Regions from separate parts of the Homo sapiens genome. Here region 2 is linked to region 1. A link is a loop called in an ENCODE intact Hi-C map of the cell type or tissue named here. Cell type or tissue: PC-3. All regions are shown on one strand. Links, peaks and the distances in the headings refer to the core of each region. The heading gives the core; the rest is flanking DNA. Region 1 overlaps LOC124903356 (a long non-coding RNA gene). Region 2 overlaps EFCAB11 (EF-hand calcium binding domain 11).

Evidence for each region. Hi-C counts contacts between places; a loop is a spot of excess contacts. Peaks named below come from ENCODE experiments on the same cell type or tissue, not always from the same donor. Only the 100,000 strongest peaks of a DNase experiment are listed, where the experiment ranks them.
Region 2: a loop joins it to region 1, with 9 times the contacts of the local background. A loop is called at or near these places in 3 of 110 quality-filtered maps.

Annotation. Positions count from the first base shown.
Region 1 is chr14:89,022,603-89,033,768 of GRCh38, reverse strand. LOC124903356 (a long non-coding RNA gene) reads right to left here. Exons shown (of 2, transcript XR_007064297.1): 2 at 7,960-8,277. Among named protein-coding and RNA genes, the nearest start is that of TRA-AGC15-1, 49 kb to the right of the region's middle. RefSeq lists silencers at 6,180-6,319, 6,340-6,549. In PC-3, for the core only: CTCF peaks have their summits at 6,112 and 6,312 (motif pointing left); no DNase peak of the experiment used is centred there; H3K4me3 peaks cover 1,172 bases; H3K27me3 peaks cover 334 bases.
Region 2 is chr14:89,933,563-89,944,728 of GRCh38, reverse strand. The region is part of intron 3 of EFCAB11 (EF-hand calcium binding domain 11); the gene reads left to right. Among named protein-coding and RNA genes, the nearest start is that of EFCAB11, 16 kb to the left of the region's middle. In PC-3, for the core only: CTCF peaks have their summits at 5,093 (motif pointing left) and 7,867 (motif pointing right); no DNase peak of the experiment used is centred there.

The DNA of each region.
Region 1 (11,166 bases), core at 1,595-9,594:
CAGGAAGCTGAAGGTGGCTCCCGAGACGGCTATGTCAAGTCTAGCATTCAAATATTTAGTGGCCGAGTAATTACTGTAATAATTAATTTCCGTTGCTTAATCTAGCAATCAGGCATGTCACTTTACACATGGGAAAATGTTGGTCCCTGTAGGAACGTGTGTGTGTGTGTGTGTGTGTGTGTGTGTGTGTGTGTGTATAAAATACAGCCCAGCAATTGCTATTTAGTTAAGACGTGGAGATCAGTTTGTGGAATAAATGAGATGCTTTTAGTTTTCTTTGTAGTCATAGCTTTGGGAGAAAAGCAGAAAGGAGAATAAAGAGAACCAAAAATTAAATGCCCCAAACTTCAAATGCCATCTTTATGATAACTTTTCCAAAGTCGGGTTTGATCAAATGTTATAATTCGAAGCTTTGTAAATGAAAATCTGAAAGCAGCTGATCTTACCCAAATCCTGCCCTGGGCTTTCTAGAGCTGAACTGCTCAGTAGAAATATAACATCACTTAAAAATATACTCAAGAGAAAAATACTAATCGGATACTTTACATTCTTTTTTTCTCATGAGTCTTTGACATCTGATATCTACTTTGCACTTACAGCAGTAAGTGCAATTCAGTTAAAAATTCAGTTCCTTGGTCTTGCCACATTTCAAACGCTCAACAGAGATGTAACTAGAAGCCTCTCTATTGGCCAGTGCAGAGATACAGGATAATGGACAGATTCACCTCTGTGAAGCCTTCACTCAAACAGAGATGATGACATTGTCATACAGGAAATTGACAATGTGGTTTTGTGTATCCAAGGATGATTTGACTCAATTTAAGCATTTATTGGGCACCTTGATAGGCTGAAGTAGGCATCACATCTTTCCCATCCTTAAACCTTCCTTTTGCGTTAATTTTTGTGTGTGTTGGTTTTTATCTTCCCAGGGTGGAGTGCATAAGGACCCAGTACATGTTGGGTGAATGCCCAGCCCCATGCGTTGGGGAATACAGAGAAAGCCTTGAGATTGACTCTGAACTTAAGGACTTGCCATCAGGAAGAAGAGGCTGTATCAACACAAAATGATCGGAGAACATCATGTTAAATATGCTGAAATGGAAGGGAGGTCAATGCCAGTTGTATTTACTAGAGATACATTCTAGGAAACAATGAGGTCCTGAAAGTCTGGCTTGGGTTTGGGCAGGGCCAGAAGCAAGTCACTGGGGATGGGGAAATGCACTCTGGGGGCCCAGTGAGCATCCACCCTCCTCCATACTCTAAGCCTGACGCAGGCCAGCATTTGCGTTGCTCTAAGGCCAGCCAAAAGTCCAAGCCATTGTGCCTCAAGGGCGACCAGATTCTCCTAATGTCTAAAAGCCTCCATTTCCCCTTTTTGTCTTTTAGACTTTCCTTTCCTCACCCCCTACGGTAGTCATCAGTGCTGTGTCCCGAGGATTTCTAGTCCCCCACCTTGTGGTAGGGTTGCACTTCCTGGTCCGCACGTGATGGGTGGGGCATGTGACTGGTTCTGACCAATGATAGAGTAGAAGTGAAGTGAGTCCTTCCGGGACACAGCATTTAACTGTCAGTGTGGGACCATCCCAGGCTCTTTCAAGAACTGGCTGGCTGGGCTTGATGGGTCACTCCTGTAATCCCAGCACTTTGGGAGGCCAAGACAGGCAGAGGGCAGATCACTTGAGGTCAGGAATTCAAGGCCAGCCTGGGCAACATGGTGAAACCCTGTCTCTACTAAAAATACAAAAAAAAAAAAAAAACAAAAAAAAAACTAGCTGGGCATGGTGGCGGGTGCCTGCAGTCCCAGCTACTCCTGAGGCTGAGGCAGGAGAATGGCGTGAACCCAGGAGGCAGAGCTTGCAGTAAGCAGAGATTGCGCCACTGCACTCCAGCCTGGGCGACAGAGCGAGACTCCATCTCAAAATTAATAAAAATAAAAATAAAATAAAATACAAAAATTAGCCAGGTGGCGTGATGGCAGGCGCCTGTAGTCCCTGCTACCCAGCAGGCTGAGGCAGGAGAATCGCTCGAACCTGGGAGGCAGAAGTTGCAGTGAGCTGAGACTGCGCCACTGCACTCCAGCCTGGGCGACAGACAGAGACTCGGTCTCAATAATAATAATAAAAACAAACAAAAACAACAACAAAAAAAAAAAAAGAAAAAAGAAAAAAAGAACTGGCTTGAGGTGGTTCAAGCCAGTTCTTGAAGTAACTGCAATGATTAGAGCCTTTCTGCCCATGCAAAATGGACGTCTTGGGAGTCAGGAACAACACATCATTGTTGCTTTACAGTATCTCATTCCTGAGATGTGACTGAGCCCATCCTCGCTGATATAGCCCCTCCGTCCAGAAAGCACATACTCTTCTTGGGGTGGGTGTGTTTGGAAGAGGGTCGGGAAAGTAATGTCTCTCAACAGACATTCAGAATCAAGGAATGCCTTTCCCCTCTGCTAAGAGGACCCCCCTCCATGGTCATCAGAGATGTTAGTGGCCCCTTCCCAGAAATGGAGGCTTAGGACAAACCTACCTCAGTGCTCCTGCTGCTGTTCTGCCCATCCCAGGGAAGGCAGGCAGAGCCACTGGGAGGCAAAATGGGAAGGAGATGCAGAGACCTGTCCCAGAGAGAGAGCAAGAAGAGGACAGCGGTCTGGCCCACTGGTGGGAAGAAAACTAAAGGCTTGGAGCCAATGAGTGTCTTGATTGATTATGAACCTGCTGCCCAGACTTCCCTCTCCCCTGGCAGCCCTAAAGTTGCCTCCCAGGCACCCCCCTTCCTTTGCTTCACCCCTTCCAGACTGTCCTCCAGTCTGATTTTTACCTCGACAGGTATTGTACATTCAGTCAGCGACAGGTCTTATACACTCTCACATTCAGTTAATAAGCATGCACTGAAGGCCTGCCTCCTATGCGCTCATCTATAGGATAAATAACAGCAGGGCATGTAGTCCTGCCCCTAAAGCGTTCCATCTGTTGGAGGGGAGAGACAAGGAAAGCTAAAATTCCTGAAATCAGTTTTATGTGCCAGGATAGACAGGCAGAGGGGTTAGAGGAGTCCTTCACCCAGCCTGAGAAGTCAAGGAGGGCTTCCCAGCAGTGGTTGAGACAACAGCTGCTGGGCAGAGTTCAGGGAGAGACACTCCAGGTGAACACAGCAAGGAGAGTAAATGTGCAAAGGAATGAAGCTGAGAAAGCTGAGCTGGGCCCGTTTGGAGAGTGTGACGTGGCTGGGATGAGTGGCACAGGAGGTGTGTGGGTACACAGTCAGATATGAGGCTGGAAGGGAGGGAGCATGGCCAGGTCACCAATGGCCTGGCGGTCACCGTGGCAATGGTGATGCACAGAAGCCAGTGAAGAGCTGTTGCAGAGATTTAAGTAAAGGGATCCCTGAATCAGCCTTGCATGTAGTTGGGGAGGGGAAAGAAGTTAGGTGTGATCTGGCCAGGCAGGAAGAGACTTTTTGTGTGTATTTGTGTGTTTGGGTGTTTGTTGGTGTTAAGCAGAACTCTCTGACAGCACAGGTGCTATGAAAAAGACGGGCTCTGGAACAAAGCACAGAATGAGGGAGCAGGGCAGTGGATGACAGAATTTTTTTTACAAATTGGTTTGCAATTCAATTTTGTGCACGTGACTTTTTGTCTGGATGAGGGGCCAGGGAGCAGAGAGCAGGTGGGATGGTGAAGGGAGAGAACCACAAGACACACGAGCCTAAAGAGACAGAGGCCAGCTAAGGTGCAGGCACATAACTAATAAATAGCCTGAAGTGAGGAAGGCTGAAGGGCTCTGAAGATACGGACGTCCACTGTGAAATTTAAAAATGATCAGCGGCACTGCACTGCAGTGTAACCCCACTCCCAGTCCACTGCCCACCAATCCTCACCAGATGTACCTTCCCTTCTGTGTTGATATGGGTCAGAAAGAGGGAACAATCATGAAGCATGAGATGCAAAGTGGAGCCAGAGAAGTCAGGAGAAGTAAGAAATGGGGGTCTGGGGTGATAAGAATCAAGGAAGGTCCCACCACTGAGGACTTTTGGAGATGGAGCAGGGTTTCTATCCCATGTTCAATGGGGCTCAAGCCAAATTCCTTTAAAGTAATAAAGGAAATAATGAGCTTGGAGGTCAATAGCCACTTAGGCTATAATAATACTCTGGGAAAATACAAGGTAAAATATTGTCTACATTTACTTTTAAACAGTATAGATATAGGTGGTATATATGTATGTAAGTTAACTTTAAGTGATACACAGGGCAGCAAGGTGGAGCAATTAGTAAACATAGGAAGACCCAGGCTTCAAAAATTGCTTTCCAAGTCTTCCCCAGAGGGTTTGTTCATTAAGAACTACGAAAAAGATTTTTTTGTTGTTGTTGATGGTGAAATGGGTGGTGCTAATGGGTAGTGGCTAGAAAGATACACACAGAGATATCTCCATGCTTGCAAGAAAGTAGCATGGGAATCTAGTGCCCTAGGTTTACAACTGTGGTCCTATTCTCTCCTCTTCCCCCAGGGTCCTCCCCACAACACACTCAACAGAGGATTCTGTTACCTGATCAGATACCCGTTAGTTGATTCTGCTATCAGAATATTGTTGCATTTGCTTCAGATGAACCTAAATGAGAATATGCGCTGTAACAAAAGCACAAGTTCCCCAACCAAGTACTGTATAATACAGAAGTTTAAAGAAGATGGTTTGTTTCTCTCTTAAATAAGCATCTCTAGGTGAGAGATCCTGGTTGATGGAGCAGCTCTGCTCCATGCAATGATTCAGGGATCCAGGTTCCTTCCAGCTTGTTGCCCTAGTCTGCAGGGTCAGAGCTGAATTGTGACCTCTTGTCTGCAGGGTTGTTGCCCTTGTCTGCAGGGTCAGAGCTGAACTGTGAGCATTTTCCTACTTGCTGGAAGGGAAAAGAAGGAAACTCAGGAGCACTCACGAAACTCAGGAGCTTACATTTTAAGTTGAAGTACAAGTTTTAAGTTGTCTTTTAAGTCGACTAAGCTAGGCTATCTCCCAGAAGATCACCTGGGATTTGCATATATCCCTTCTGTTCACATCCCATTGACTCAAACTTCACTAGAGATCCACCCTGGGAGGAAGAAGGTGGCTCAACAGCATCCGCCTTAGATTCTATCACCATGACATGAAAGAGCAGGGGTTAGGGTGGTGGTGGTGGTGGTGGTGGAAGGGAGGAGTAGATTTGGAGCACTCTGCCTCAGAACTACAAGAACAGGCTGAATCTAGTTTTTGTGTCTGCTTATTAATAGCTATTGTATGTATGACAGAATTTGGTCTCAGAATTGCTTTCATGATAACACACGTGATGGGGACTTGGTCACTCTCAGCATGGAGTGGTCGGAATCACCAGGAGCTTGTTAGAAATGCCAGCGTCAGGCCCACTGAGTCAGAATCTGCTCTTCAGCACATGCCCAGGCTATCCGTGGGGAATCACCGTCTTCCCCATCTTTATCTGGTCTTGACTGTGTCCTCTTACATGGACAACTTTCCGTTGACTTCCATGGCTAGAAGAGCCCAGCCAGCACCTATGAAGTTGTTTGTCAAACTGACTAGGGACCCACTAGTGAGTAGTGAGATTATTTTAGCACCCAGCACTGAAAGGTAGAAAAGACACAGTACAGAATCAAAAAAGAAAACAGAGTGCATCACACTAATTAAGGTTAAGTGTCGTTTTCAGTTCTATATAGGTGTGTGTGTGTGTGTGTGTGTGTGTGTGTGTGTGTGCGCGCGCGCGCGGACAGGGACGTAAACAGACATCTCACTGTAGGTCACTGTCAAAAACCGGTAAGGACTGTGAATGCCACGGAGATAGAGGCTGTGACCGAGTTTGCAGAGCTGGGACACACAGCCCTGGGGTTGAACACCGCCTCTCAACAGTGTGGCCTCCGCCAATACCGAGCCTCATTTCCTAGCTTGCAGAACGGATTAACTCGGACCTGCCGGGTGTTGTGGCGGCTACTGGGACCGGCTGGGAATGAATCCCTGTGGCTCCTTCCCTTCCCCTTAGTCGCGCCCCTTTCTTCTTACGGACAGGAGAGTGGACTAAATGCAGATTCCCAATTCTTCGGCCTCAGTTTCCCTAAGGATCTCATGTGAGCGTTCAGGGTCCGCGTCGGCGATGCGTCCACCAGGCACGGGTCCCGCGGGGAGGGGAATGACCTACACTTGGCCTCGCGACCCTGCGGGCGCCCGGGTTCCAGGATGAGCCCCGGGCGTGGCTGGGGAGTGCGCGCGTCCCGGCTCCACCCCACCCCGGGCACCCCTGGCCCCCAGTCTCCGCCAGCGGGCGGTGCGGCAGCGCCACCGTGTGGCCGCGCGACATCAAAGCGCCGCGCCTCTGCCCGCTGGCGGGTCCCGCGCCGCGGAGCCGGAGAGCGACTTCCCCGGAGCTAGGGCGGTGCAGGAGGGCATCTGGTCCAGGTCCCCCGACACACCTCAGGATTTTCTTGCACTCCCCCCGCCCCCCGGCGGGGCTGCCAGCGTCACCAGTTACGAGTGGACGGAGCGGAGGCAGTGCCTCCCTGCCCTCGGTGGAGGGCGGGGCCGAGGGCACCTCGGCCGGGCCAGGCCTTCCCCGCCCGTCGCATCGTCCCATTCCGAGGTCCGGGTTCTGCGTCTACTCTTGGATCCGGCAGGTGCGGGAGGAATAATGGGCAGCACCCGAGGAGGGTGCCCAGACGAACGTGGATAACGGAGACGGGCAGCAGAGAGCTTCCCGAGCTCCTGTACCCAGGCCTTGTCTTTGGGCAACAACTGCCTCGCAGGTCCCAGAGTGGCCTCAGGTCCCCGGGTCGCGATTCCAGAAATCATCTCCGGGGGCCCAGCACGGACACGCTCCAGACCCGTGAGTTCCCCAGCGCCGTGCCGGGAGGTCAGGGGCGCTGAAAGAAGGAAGAATTCAGCCACCTCTCAGCATCCCTGTTACCTCGAGGACGCGCCTCTCCGCCAACCCCATCGTGGGCTCTTGCTCGCTGAGGCTCACCCTGGGTCAGGCACTGCGCTGACCCCCTCGGAAAAGAACCTTATGAGCATTTGACAATTTAGAGAGGAGTAAAATGAGGCAGAAGAGACTGAGTAATTTGCCAAGGTCACCGATTAATAAGTAACAGACGGGAACACAAGTCTATCTCTCAAGCCCATCGCCGATGGTTGAGACACAGCCTTCGGGTCTCTGTTGCTTCTCCACCCCCAGCCTTCTCCGAGGCGAGCTTATTTATTTATTTATTTTTATTTTTTGAGACGGAGTCTTATTCTGTCGCCGAGGCTGGAGTGCAGTGGCGCGATCTCGGCTCACTGCAACCCCCGCCTCCCAGGTTCAAGCGATTCTCCCGCTTCAGCCTCCCGAGTAGCTGGGATTACAGGTGCGCACCACCAGGCCCGGCTAATTTTTGTATTTTTAGTAGAGACGGGGTTTCACCATCTTGGGCAGGCTGGTCTTGAACCCCTAACCCCGTGACCCACCTGGCCTCTCAAAGTGCTGGGATTACAGGCGTGAGCCATCGCGCCAGGCCAAGGAGCTTTTATTGAGCGGAGTCGGGGAAGGCTGGGGATTTGGGAAGAGAACTCACATCTAACCAGAGCATGGGACTTCCCACTGCGCCCTGTGGCCGCCACGCCCAGGCAGGAGCTCCAGGCTGCATCCCTGTCTGTAAAATAGGAACGCAGGAGGGTTCCTGCCGCCTGTCTGTGACGCACGTCCCCTTCCTGCAGCCTCCCATCTTGACAATTTCAACTCTCTCACACGGAGGAAGACAGGCAGGAGAGGTTTCCATCGAGAGCCTGACTTTAATTATCCTGCGGGCTGGGAGGATTCTGGGATTGCCCATGGGGATAGTGTTCATGATTAAATCCACTTAATCTGGTGCAAGTTACTTCCAACTTTCTGAATCAGCTCTCTTGTAATTACTAATAACAGCGGATGACTTTTAAAGCACTCATCAAGTCTAAGCAGAATTCAAGATGAACAAATTTAGTGTTTACAAAAATATTGCATGTGGTAACATTAGACTCGTTGTCCATATAAGGAAATTGAAACACAGGGAAGTTAAGTAAGCACAGAGAGCCAGTGGCAAAGCCAGGAGTCACACCCAACCATCCAGGCTCCAGAGACCCCTTTAGCCGCTATGCTGCTGATGAAGACAAGACACCCAGAGCCTCTCTCCAGGTTTTCTGGAGTGCAGAGAGAACAAAGATGCACCCTCAAGGAGACACCATTTTTGCAACCGTTGTATCATAGTCCTCAATTTGTAGAACTAGGAGATTTTCTTCATACTGTTCAAGAGAAAGAAAAAAGGAACTTAAAAAGTAACTCTCTTTTGTGACTGTTCCTGAGAGTACTCTAAGGGAGGAAGATGTTCTCTGTGCCTAGAAGTAATAACATTTCATCATACAAAGATATATAGAGACCAGTATAAAGTCCCTGTTATCACCTCCTAAACACTTCATTCTTTTTATTCCGCATGGAAATATGCTTATGTTTTGAGAAAAGATGCCCATCTTTTTACAGCTTTTAAAACAGCAAAAGCAAAGACACCAAAATTTTGTGTATTTATGTGTCCCATAGCGTGAACGGTTAGGTTGTGTGGCAGATTGTATTTTCCAAGAGTGGCCACCACAATACATCACATTCCATATGCTCTTCTTAAAGTGTAACTGTGACATCCCTTGAACCTGGGTGGGTCTGGGCTGACTTCTTTGTATCCTCTCCCCTTGAACTTCAGTGAACTTTTGTGATCAGTTGATTGTGGCAGAAGTGATGATGAGATCATAAAAATGCCATGTGCATCTGCCTTGCTGTCTTGGGACACTTGCTCCTGGAACCCAGCCGCCATGCTGTGAGGAAGCCAAGCAGCCACATGCAGCAGCCACGAAGTAGGCGCTCTGGCCACAGTCCCAGCTTAGGTCCTAGCCAACAGCCAGCATTGATCCCCAGATATGGGAGCAAGTGTGTCCCCAGGCAATTCTGGCCTCCAGCTTTTCAGACACTCCAGCCAATGCCGTATGGAACTGAGATGAGCTGTTCCTGCCTAGCTCTGCCCAAATTGAAGATTCATGAGCAGAATAAGCAATTATTGTTGATTTAAGCCACTAAGGTTGGGAGGTTTATTACTTGGCAATAAGATGACCAGAACAGATTCTCCACACTTTTTTCACTATCGTGAACTGTTCTGCAGTGAGCTTCTTTGAGCATATTGCCTTCTGTACATACCTGATGGTTCCTCTAGGAAGACTTCTAGAAGCAGAATTGCTGAGCCACAGTATAAACCTCAAAGGGGATAGAGCAGTTAAGATGAATTAACAATATCTATGTCTAACAACATGGATCCATCTTGAAAACATGTTAACTGAAGTATATGCAAGGTATAAAATGATACAGAATAGTATTATTTATGTAAAATTCTAAGAACACTCAGAAAAAGGTTGTATTTTGTTTATGGAATCACCCATGTATGTAGTAAAGTATGCAAACATCTAGGAGAGTGATACACACAAATGGGTAAATGTGAAGCTTTAGCAGTGTCTGTAACATTTTATTACTTAAAAACAAAAACAACAAATACCTGAAGGTCCCAAGTAAATACCGCAGTGTTGACATCTGTGAAATCTAGGAGTGGGGATATATGAATATTGTTACTTAAAATTTTAACAAATATTTATTATATATGTTTGTATTAATATTATTTATAATTATGTGACTGTTTCATTATTTAAAAATGTAAAAAATCTCAACTCAAAATTATGATCCCAGTGATTTCTTTCTCTCGTGATTTTCTTGTTCCATATGTTTGGTCATATAACTGAATAACTGAGGCAAGACCTATGGCCTCTAATCAATTGTCTGATTATTCAATTCAAATACCTCCCCCTTTTCATTGTGCACCTTTCCTTCCCACCACACTCAAGGACTCTCCCTTCAAGAAACAATCATCACTCCTTTAACTTCCCTGCTTTTACGTGAGATAGTCCCTCTGCCTGGAGTAATAACCCCAGAGATTTGGTTTCACAGATTAGTCTCACACCTCAGGTCTCATTTGATCCTCACAAGCTCCCTGTGATAGCAACAACAGTTTCCCATGTAAGGAGTATGTTACATGTGCCTGGCATTCTGTCAAATGCTTTACGTGTGTTTTCTTTTTTAAGTAGTTTCTGCTATTCTTGTCCCTTTTTTGCAGACAAAGAAAAGTTGGCTTAAATGCTTGTTGCTATTATTATTGTGGTTTTTATTTTTATTTTCCCAAGATCTTGGTGGTTGAGCAAGACTCAGCCCCAGGCCTGTTGAAAGTCCACAGGCTTGGCCATTAAACGGTTCTGCGTACTGTGAGAAAGCTGTTTTTTGTTTGTTTGTTTTTAATTTCTCAAATTACAGATAAAGAAACAGATTTTAAGAGTGTTTCTCTCTCTGTCTGCCTGATGCATTATTAATTCTTGTAGATCCATTTGAACGTCACCCCATTTGGGAATCTCTCCTGCCAGTCCCTCCATCAGGGGTCCACACCACATGGCACATAAGGGTGTTTGCTCTCCTGCCTTCTCCTCCGCTGCAAGTAGATGACTGCTCAGAGGCAGAGCCTAGCCAATGTTCATTTGTATTCCCAGCACCTGGAATAGCACCGGATGAGTTAGGGACATCTAATCTTTTCAGAAATGAATCTTGATTGGCACCTGCCTTGCTTGAGTTCCTGAGCTACCTACATGCCTATTGACTCTCATGAGCAACTAATTCCACCTGTGCGCACAGGGGCACAGTTTGTACAAAATGGCCCACAGCTGTCCTGGTTATTTCTTGGAAACAAAACCAGGAAATCCCCACTCACCTTTCCTGAAGAAACCCAGCCCAAAGCACTGTCCAGCTGGAGAACTTAGATTCCCAGATGGATACTCTGAGTGCTCCATTAAGAGCAGTAATAATTGAACAACAGTGAATGTGTATTGAGCGTCCTTGTACCAGGGACTGTGCTAAGTGATTTACATAGATCTGGTTTCGCAAATACAATGGATCATTGCTTTTTTTTTTCTCTTCAGTGAAAAATTCTGGTTTCTATGTTAGCGAGCAATGCCCTAGATCAGAATTTGGAGTGGGGAGGGTGTTGAAGGAGAGATAGGATGCCCTAACATGAAAGCTTTGTCATGTTACTATCACTGGTGAGAAGACTTCTGGCA
Region 2 (11,166 bases), core at 1,090-9,089, 910 kb before region 1:
TTTTAAATTTCTTGTTGAAAATTTTCACTTTCAAAATATTCAGAATAATGTTTGATGTTCCATTAGTTACAACTTCTTGATAAAGCCTTTTCTACATTTTTTTCATTAGGGTTTTTTGTGAATATTCCAATCTACAGAGAGTTTTGTTTTCTGGCAAAAGGATTTCCCACATTCTTTGCATTGATAGGATTTCTCTTTCTTAAGAGTTCCCTGATATTCAGTGAGTTATTCTTTCTGGATGAAGATCTTACCCTAGTCATAATATCGTGTTTCTCTATTATGTTACTGATATGGATTGGCTGTGTCCCCACCCAAATCTCATTTTGTAACTCCCATAATTCCCACGTGTTGTGGGAGGGACCCAGTGGGAGATAATTGAATAATGGGGGCAGGTCTTTCCCAGGCTGTTCTTGTGATAGTGAATAAGTCTCACGAGATTTGATGGTTTTAAAAAGAGAAGTTCCCCAGCACAAGCTCTCTCTTGTCTGCTGTCATTCATGTAAGACATGACTTGCTCCTCTTTGCCTTCCGCTATGATCGTGGGGGCTCCCCAGCCGTGTGGAACTGTAAGTCCATTAAACCTCTTTCTTTTGTAAATCGTCCAGTCTCATCTTTATCAGCAGCATGAGAAAAGATTAATACAGTGGCTTTTCTGATACATCAAGTGTGACTATTGCTGAAGGCATTTTAACATTCATTATTCTCATAGACTTTCTTTCTTCTGTATGTTCTCTGATTTTGAATTAAGGATTTGACTTCACACTGAATGTTTTCTTTCCTTAACTAGTTCTCTAATGTGCAGAGAGGTATGGATTCTGGAAGAAAGAATACAGTCCCCACCTGTATTCTCCCAGCTGTACTCTAGTGTGAGTGTGTATGTATGTGTGTGTGTGTGTGTGTTTATTTGGAGAAACTCAAGACCACAAACATTCAAGAAAAGGAGTAAAATAGCCTAGCAAGAAATCACTGCTGTACTCTGATTGCTGCTAACATGCAATTTTTCTATTAGAATTGTTCAATACTGAACCAATTTCAAACCATCCACTTTTTCTTCTTTCCCTCTTATTGATACGAGTCAATTTTACATGCTATTTCTCTTGAAGGAAGAGAGCACATGTGCAGATTAAATGTTTTTCCACATATATTATCTCTCTTCTTAATGTTTGGATCTTGAAGAACTGAAATTGGCGGGGTGTGGTAGCTCACGCCTGTAGTCCCATGCAATTTGGGAGGCCAAGGTGGGTGGATCACTTGAGCCCAGGAGTTTGAGACCAGCGAGAGCAACATGGCGAAACCCCATCTCTACAAAAAATACAAAAATGAGCCAGGCCTGATGGTACATGCCAGTCCCAGCTACTCAGGGGGCTGAGGTAGAGGATTGCTTGAGCCCAGGAGGTTGAGACTGCTGTGAGCCATGATCACGCCACTGCACGCCAGCCTAGGTGACAGAGCGAGACCCTGTTTCAAAAAAAAAAAAAAAACAGGTCTGAAATGCTGGCCTTGGCCTCCTGGGAACTATTTATTCAGGTAATCAACTTTCCAAAGTTGTTCTGTATAATACAGCTGTGACTTGGGAATTCTCTGCTATCCATTGTTCTTCTTACTTCGGAACAGGGCTCTAACACACCATCCACAGGATTCTTTTGCAGGGCCCAGTTGCTGCCCAGCTTGCAGGGCAAGGTCAGACTCACATTCTAGGTTGGCCCAGACTCAGCTGCTTTTAGGAAGGGCCAGAGTCCGGAAGCTAGACACCCTGCACTTTGGGTTCGGGATTATACCTAAACCTGGATGCCCAGGCCCTGCTTCCCAAGGGCTTCGAATCCTCTTGAAAAGTAGGTCATTTCAATAGAGATTTCCTCGTGAAAATTAAGAAGAGTGAAAAGTTAAGTCAAAGCTAGTAGAAATAAGAGTAAAGTATCTGGAAGAAGTGTACATGCTGGGAGAATTTGAGGGCAGCCAGGGTGAGTAGCAGAAAGGTGCTAATGATGTTTTTATTGCCTGTAACCTAACAAGCAAGTGAATATAAGCAAAAACTGTTGTGGCTGCTTGAAACAAGGAAATATATGAGTGGGAGAAAAAAATCAAGCCATTAGTTAAAGGAAGCGGCAGATCACAGTTGAGGTTGGTTCTGATTTATAGTCTTGCTACCTCTTTCAGAGGGTTTCATTATAACCCTCATTCTCTGTGATGCACTTCATAACTTTTCCAAGTGTATAGAATGAAGAAGCTTGCAACTAGAAGAGACCTGGAAAACAGTCATCTGTCCTTATTTTAAAATGAGGAACCTAGGCTTCAGAGAAGAATCACAAAATGATATAGAGGAATAATAAAATAATAAATACTTGGCAAAATCCTTTTACAGTATTTATTATTATTATAGATAATTGCAGCAATCATTTCCTGAACAGTTATCATGCAGATCTGTGATGAGCACATTCATCTGTGATGATTGTTATATTTAATGTAACTATGATATTATGATTATCCTCTGTATTAGTCCATTTTCACACTGCTATAAAGAACTACCTGAGACTGAGTAATTTATAAAGAGGTTTAATTGACTCACAGTTCCACAGACTTAACAGGAAGCATGACTGGGGAGGCCTCAGGAAACTTAGAATCATGGCAGAAGGCAAAGGTGAAGCAAAGACCTTCTTCCCATGGTGGCAGGAGAGAGAGAGAGTGAACGGGGAATTGACACACTCTTTCAAACAACCAGATCTGGTGAGAACAACAAGGGGGAAGTCAGCCCTCATGATTCAGTCACCTCCCACCAGGCCCCTGCCCTGACAGGGATTACAATTCGAGATGAGATTTGGGTAGGGTAAGGACACAGAGCCAAACCATATTATCCTCATTATATTTTATTTATCATTTTAGATGATTATTTTTGAGACAGGGTCTCTAACTCCTGGGCTCAAGTGATCCTCCCACCTTAGCCTCCCAAAGTGCTGGGATTACAGGCATGAGCCACTGTGCCTGGCTATCCCCATTTTAGAAGTTAAAAAACTCTGGCCATTCATGGCGGTATGCACCTATATTCCCAGCTACTTGGGAGGCTGAGGTGGGAAGATCACTTGAGTCCAGGAGTTTGAGACCAGCCTGGGCAACAGAGCAAGACCATATCTCTGAAAAAAAAAAAAAGTACTAAAAAGTTTAAAAATAAAAAATAAATAAATCCAGAAGCCTAGCAAGATTAAATAATTTGCCCAGAGTGGCACCGGTAGCTAGTAAGTACCAGACCAACGTGATCCGACCTTCTAGCTCACCCTCTTAACCAATTGATGAGCCCTTCCTTTGATTTTTAATAGTGCCATGGGTCATACTCCTAATTGTGACAAAATCGAGGCCAGTATTCATTCCCCTAAGGAACTTTATGAATCAATGAGTTGAAGTCAGGAGTAGAATCAATACACGAAAAACAAATCACCATGTTCTCTATAGTTGTTAGGCATTAATTTCAAATTTGGTTCTGGACTACCTAGCATCCAGAACAAATAGGAAAACACGAGCAAGCACAGCTGCAGTCAGGGTCCATGCAACAAAACAATTTTTCTAGAGAGGCATAAGTCCTCCTGCCCTGGGATAGTTCTTCTGTGATGTCTCATGGAGGGGAGGCTGCTGAGTGGATGTCAGTGTCGATGAGCTGTTCAATAAATGCAGTAGTGAATTTTGTAAGGCTGTTGCTTCATCTTTTCTCAATGTAGACCAGTGTTTAATGTCAGGGCAATTCTATGAAGGGCAAAGGCTGTGTGTTCCAAGTATACATATCTCAGGTGGTCTGACTTTATTCCAGAATAAATTGTAGATCATTCTATATAAATAACAACAGCTAAGATTTACAGGGCTTTTCTTTATGCTAAAAGCTATAAATAAGAACTGAATGAGCATTGTCCCACTGAATCCTCATACATTTGTCTCTTTGTTATTATCTCGGATCTATGTAAAATATGCCTAAGATTAAAAACCAGAAAAAAGGACTTCAGAATTTTGTTTTCACTAGGCGATTAGATTGAGCATCTTTTCTGTTTCCTTATACTATTGCCATTTTAAATTAATGAACATATTCTACTTTGATACTTGAAAAAGCTTTCCAGGAACTTACTTTTAACCCTCAACTTTGAATGATGGAAAAATCAAAGCGATTGATTCATCATAGCAGTAATTATGGACTGTGTGACTGCTATCCAGTGTAAGGTCCAATTGAAAAATAATTTGTGGATGAGTAGGTTAATGGTCAGTTGGCTTGCATGCTTTTATTTATTAATATCTTGTCTGGCTTGTTCTAAACAAGACAGTTGACTATTAAAGGTATTATTTTTCTAAATTTAAATATCCTTTTTCTGGTCTTAGTTTCTGTCATAAAACACCTGCTGTTGTGTATGGTTTTTTATTTTGGCTCCTATGGAACAAAGATCAGGGTATAGCAGGGATGAAGGTTTTGGTTGATTTCAGATTTCAATTGGCTTCTTAGTTCTTTTCTATAATCAGGAAACTGCATACACATTAAGGTTACCTTATTTTGAAATTATAATCGTAGCATTTTATGGAATCTCCTACAGATATTCACCCATCCATGTTTATTTAATTACCCATTTAGAAAACAGTGAATATGTTTCACTATACAGATGGGGAAGAATTAGGAGACACAGACACTGACCTAAAGACATTTAAAAATATATATTTTATGTGGGCTGGGCACGGTGGCTCACGCCTGTAATCCCAGCACTTTGGGAGGCCGAGGAAGGTGGATCACGAGGTCAGGAGTTCAAGACCAGCCTGGCCAACATGGTGAAACACTGTCTCTATTAAAAATACAAAAATTAGCTGGGCGTGGTGGTGGGTGCCTGTAATTGCAGCTACTCCAGAGGCTGAGGCAGGAGAATTGCTTGAACCTGGGAAGCGGAGGTTGCAGTGAGCTGAGATCCCGCCACTGCACTCCAGCCTGGGCGATAGAGCAAGACTCCATCAAAAAATGTGTATATATCTTATGTGATAGGGAAGATGAAAGAAATATTGCCACTTCTTTTACGGCCAGATGTTATATTACTATTATAGGCAAGAAAACCTATAAGAGTTCAGGAGGGCAGCACTGCCCCCTAGAGGAGGTGTGGGCCTGGAGCTGGACATGCTGAAGGATGGGTGGGATTTGAAATAGTGATGGAGCAAAGGAGAAAAGAGGCGGTAAATGAATGCAGGGCAGGTGCCAGCTGTGTGCCCCGCCTCCTGCTCCTGTTGCTGGTGCTGTGCTCTCTGTGTAGAGTTCTTCAGAGACCCTCTTCTGTGCTGTCCACGTCAGTGCCTGAAATCTTTTCTTCCTAGATCCCTGTTCTTTTACAAATCTCTCGCCCATCTCAGATTTGCATACCTAAATATATCAGCTATCATGCTGTTAATGCAGTCCTCCCATTAACAGAATCTACTCTTCTTGGATTTTTACTTTTTTTTTTTAACCTCTGCAACAGCAAGGAATATAGTATGTAACTATAAATGAATTGTGTCCAGCCGAGTCAGCTGGCATGATGAGAGCTGGGAAGGATTAAGGACCGGTGTGCACGGAAGGAAGGATGAAGCTTTAAAGTCCAGAATAAGGTATTAGGACTTTGTGGTGTTTGACACTGAGGAACCTTTTAAGCTTTATGAGCAGGAGATGTGTATAATAAAAAAGTAACAATTCCTGCCTGGGTTTGATAGAAATAAGATTTTATTGGTTCAGATTTCTCTATTCTACTGTAACTGGTTTTTTTTTTTTTTTTTGCTTTGTTGTTGTTGTTGTTGTTTTGTTTTTTGAAATGGAGTTTTGCTCTTGTTGCCCAGGCTGGAGTGCAGTGGCGCGGTCTTGGCTCACTGCAACCTCTGCCTCCCGGGTTCAAGCCTGGAGGTGAACATGTGATTCTTCTGCCTCAGCCTCCTGAGTAGCTGGGATTACAGGTGCGGCACCACCTCACCTGGCTAGTTTTTGTGTTTTTAGTAGAGACAAGGTTTTACCATGTTGGCCAGGCTGGTCTTTAACTCCTGACCTCAGGTGATCTGCCTGCCGTGGCCTCCCAAAGTGCTGGGATTACAGATGTGAGCCATCACACCTGGCCTCTAACTGTTTTTACTCATTTTCCCTCCAATTATATAGTAAAACTTGATTTCTTCCATTAAGGTAGATTATTTTCTCTTTATTTCCCTACACATCCATAGTAAGCTGGAAGAAAATATTATCCTCTGAATTCATTTATCATAGGTGACAACTCACTATTTTTGAAGTCACTTTCACCTACCATCCTTGCAGTCTTTCTGTGCGAACACATTATATCCTTCTCCCACCCCTTCACTGTCATGGCCTCCAAAAGTCATAATTTGAATTTTGTGTCTCAGACTAGAGAAGGCATTATGTCTTTTGAAAGACTGCTTCATCCTTTTAAACCCTAATTTTTAAGCATTTTTTTAACTCCTGGAAAAATCAATATGTGACACAATGAACATGAACCCTTCCTTTCTACTAAATCTAGGACCAGGCTTACTGTCCAAATAACTTGCGATTTTTATTGTTTTCTCCTTCACTCTCCCCAGGTTTATTGCAGTTTCTAAGTTGAGCTCACTGTGATAGCCAGATGCTAGACTCCTTCATTTTCAAGAGGATTTCTCTGTGTGCACTGACCCTGAAGCTTAGAACTGTGAACCACAAAAAACTATACTTAATGGAACTTTCAAGTAAAAAATTTATATAGTTTTGTTAGACTTTTTGAATTTATCTTCCCCTGTGGTGAAAGATGATTACCCTCCTAAGAAACTGCTTAAAAACAAACAAGTAAAAAAAAATAATCTTTCTAGTCTCTCTCTCTCTATATATATATCTGTCATAGATATATATACATGTATTAAGTAGTTTGGAAACTAAAAAATATGTACATGTTGGCCAGGTGCAGTGGTTCATGCCTGTAATCCCAGTACTTTATGAGGCCGAGGCAGACGGATCACAAAGTCGGGAGTTCGAGACCAGCCTGGCCAATAGGGTGAAACCCCGTCTCTACTAAAAATACAAAAATTAGCCGGGTGTGATGGCACACACCTGTAATCCCAGCTACTCGGGAGGCTGAGGCAGTAGAATCGCTTGAACCCAGGAGGTGGAGGTTGCAGTGAGCCAAGATCGCGCTGTAGCACTTCAGCCTGGCGACAGAGTGAGACTCCATCTAAAATATATATATATATGTTATAGAACATGAAGAGAGTCCATTTTACCAAGGATTGTTTATAAAATGGAAGGAGATGTTTTCCAGTTGTACAAAAAAATGCATGGACTTGCAGGGTCAAGAAGGATTTGTAAAGATCATTGGTCCAGTGGTCTTTAAACCACAAACCTCAATCCTAGATCCTTTGGGGACACATTCAAAGACACTGTTGGATAGGGAAGAATGGGAAGCCCACCCACTTCAAACCAAATAGTTCTTCCTTCATCTCCTCTACACATGAGGCTTTCCATTTTCATATAAAGAAGAATCTTTCCTACAGCTGAAAAAAGAAATAGTTTGCCAACTATTGATAGAGTCTAATGACCCAGGCAATTTCTGAATACCTTCTGCAGACATATTAATAATAAACACAGATAAACACATAGATCTGTGTGGTTCCTAAGGTTGTGATGCTAATTTGTAACCACGGTAAAGGATGTTTAGGTAACTATTAGTAGTGGAACAGTGTGCACAAATGACTCAACATTGTATTTGAAATTAGAATTTTCTGAACATATTCTTCCTCTGGAGGCGGGGTGGGAGGGGACACAGGTAATATATTTCTTATTGGGTATGAAATCTGATGTCAGTAGAATTACTGAAAGCCTTTGTGAAGTGGTAATTTTAGGTTTGAATGTTGTGACAGCAGGTGGAGCTAGTAGTAGGAACTCTATTTCTAGGTTATTTAAAGAGCTAGATGTATACAGCTTACATTAATGTGTTTTCATTGCAGAGCTTCAGGAATAGCATGTTACTATGTATTGGCTTTGGAAAGTGATCATATTACTACAACATGAGAGCCGAGCTGAACAAAAACTCCTCTGTGCTTTTTAGAAAAGGGTCTTGTATTTGGATAAATGTTGCGTTAGAAGATTAAGACAATTAAAGGCATAGAAGGGAGGGGATATGTTCACACAATATATGCTTGATGAGTTTAACCCCTAGAGTATGGACTTTAAGAAATAAAAGCATATGATTGTGTGGGAAAATAGTGTGAAAGAAATTGATTACACATACGGAGTAATTTTTGTTATTGGATGGGTTTTCCTTTTAAGTGGTAATAGGCATACAGTTTAAATCCACATACATTTTCTCCTAGTAAAAGCTAAAGACTGTTTGTTTTTATCCTACAATATTGTAAAATAAAGACCTGAATACTTCACAGCTCCAAATACTCATGAGTTATCTGAATATGTAATTTAAAAGATATCACCACTCAGGTCCTTTTTTTTCCTTGTGAATTACACGATGAACCAGGAATTGTGCTTTTTTCCCTTTATCACTTCTCTAAGTCAAATGCAATGATAAGAGCAAATATTATCGATGTAGTTCTCTCTGAATTTTGTTTGGTTTTTACTATATCATATGTTTTAAGAAATTGGAGTTTCTGAAGTGACAGTTTATTTTGCTGGCTATGTGAATAGAAAGAGACCTACTTTTTGGCATTCATTTACAGAGTTATAAGATCATTTAAAACATGGGTTTTTTTTTTTCTTTTTTTGAGACAGAGTCTTACTCTGTCACCCAGGCTGGAGTGCAGTGGCACGATCTCGGCTCACCGCAACCTCCACCTCCTGGGTTCAGGTGATTCTTGTGCCTCAGCCTCCTGACTAGCTGGGATTACAGGTGCATGCCGCCACACCTGGCTAATTTTTGTATTTTTAGTGGAGATAGGTTTTGCCTTGTTGGCCAGGCTGATCTCAAACTCCTGACCTCAGGTGATCTGCCTGCCTCAGCCTCCCAAATTGCTGGGATTACAGGCGTGAGCTACCGCACCTGGCTAATTTTTGTATTTTTAGTAGAGACAGATTTTGCCATGTTGGCCATGCTGGTCTGGAACTCCTGACCTCAACCTCTCTGCCCACCTTGGCCTCCCAAAGTGTTAGGATTATAGGCATGAGCCATTATACCTGCTCTAAAACACACATTTTAAGCCTGGCATGGTGGCATATGCCTTTAGTTCCGGCTACTGGGGAGACTGAGGTGGGGGATAACTTGAGGCTAGGATTTTGAGGCTGCAGTGCGCTGTGGCCATGCCTGTGACTAGCCTTTGCACTCCAGCCTGGGCAAGAGAGCAAGACCCTGTCTCTAGGAAAAAAAAAAAAAAAAAACCCACATGCATTTTAATGCTTTTTGCTAAAAACTAGAAATAACATCTTGTTTGTTATTATTCATTGAATGTTACTTACTCAGCAAACATGTAATGAATGCCTACTGTCTGCTAGGCATCATGCTAAACATGGGATAAAATTTTGAGAACACTATACACTGCTTTCCCTCAGCATGTCTCAGGCAGACATGTGGCCAAATAATTACCGTAGATCCTAATCACTTCTATGATTGCATGATGAACAAAGGGCCGTCGGGTCACAGAAAAAGGACTTAGCTGAGAGAAATCAGAGACATATTCAAACAGGAGATGATGCCTGGGTTGCATCTGGAAGGAGATACAAATATTCACTAGGAGAAAAAAGGAGAAAGTGCATTATTCCAGGCAGTGTGTTCTATACATGCAAAGGTGTGGAGTGCGAAAGGGCCTCTTGGCTTGGGGAAGCACCAGGAAGTTGACTAGGAAGCCTTGAGAGGTGGACTGGGGTACGTTTCTGAAGGGTCTCCTAGGACATGCCATTATCAGTGAATACATTATTCAAGAATTTCGGCTACTCTAGATGCTACTTAATTGACTAGATTTTGGTGTTCATGAAGCTAAAGTTATGGATATGATCTTATGGGCACATGGCATAGCTAGACTTCAATTTTAACCTCAGCTAACAATTTGTCATTATGTTCTCTGTCACAAGGGTAATTAGATAAGAATGGAGCTGCATCAATATGTATTCCCCACAACTATGGAAAAAAATGCTACATATGCTAATTTGCTACAGTACGTATGATTGAGCACCTGCCAGGCACTCTGGTAGGTGAGGGAGATATGCCCTGTTGCCTAGAAGACAGCCGGCCACCTCCTGAACTTCTCCTCTTGGTTGTCTCCAGAGCACTGAACACTTCACACAGCTGAATGGCAACTCTTCATCTCGCCCCAATTTTGCTCTTCCCCCAGACTTTCTCCTCTCTTTAAGTAGCTCTTCAAGCCAGAATCTACGGGATATTCTTGACATCTCTTTCTTTCTCACCTGCCACATCTAGTTCTTCATCAAGCTATGTCATTTAGATTCTAAAATATATCTGGAAACCTTCCACTCCTCTCATCCCCACTGCCAGCAACCTGGCAACCACATCTCTTGCCAGTAGGCTCCTAACTGGTCTCTCTTTTTACATTTTTGCTCCCCCACCTCCGTCCTTTTATCAGGATAATAGCCAGAAAGATCATGTAACTTCCCAATTCAAACCTTCTGTTGACTTCCTATTGCCACTTAAATAAAACCCAAATTATTTACTGTGGCCCACAAGAGCCTGTGAGTTTTGGCCCCTGCTGCCCTCCCCAACCTCATCTTGTATCACTTCTCTCTGGCTCACTTTGTTCCAGCCACAGCAGCCTTTTTTCATTTTCCCACCTTGCCACACAACAGCCTCGGCACAGGCTGTTCCTACTGCCAGCAATGCTCTTCTTCCCAACATTAGGCAGTTGGTATTGTCTCATGGTTTAGGTCTTGGCTTAAATATCTCCTCCTTGAAGGGCTCTCTCTGTCACCAGAGTCTACTTGACATGAGGATTCCTGTGAATCTTTTTCACAACCTCCTGTCTTTCCCCTCATTGCCCATGCCACAGTTTGTAATGAGGTGTGCATTTGCAGTTGAACCTGTGTAATGACTGCCTTCCCCACCAGATCAGTAGCTCCCTTGGGACTGGAATCATGTGTATTCTCTTTTCCCCTCTATTTCCAAAGCTTAATACAGTGCCTGGCCCATAGTAGGTCCTAAAAGGAATCATTTAAAAAGAGACAGATTTCTTTTTCAGTTTATAAATCTTTAAATGTAAATAAAG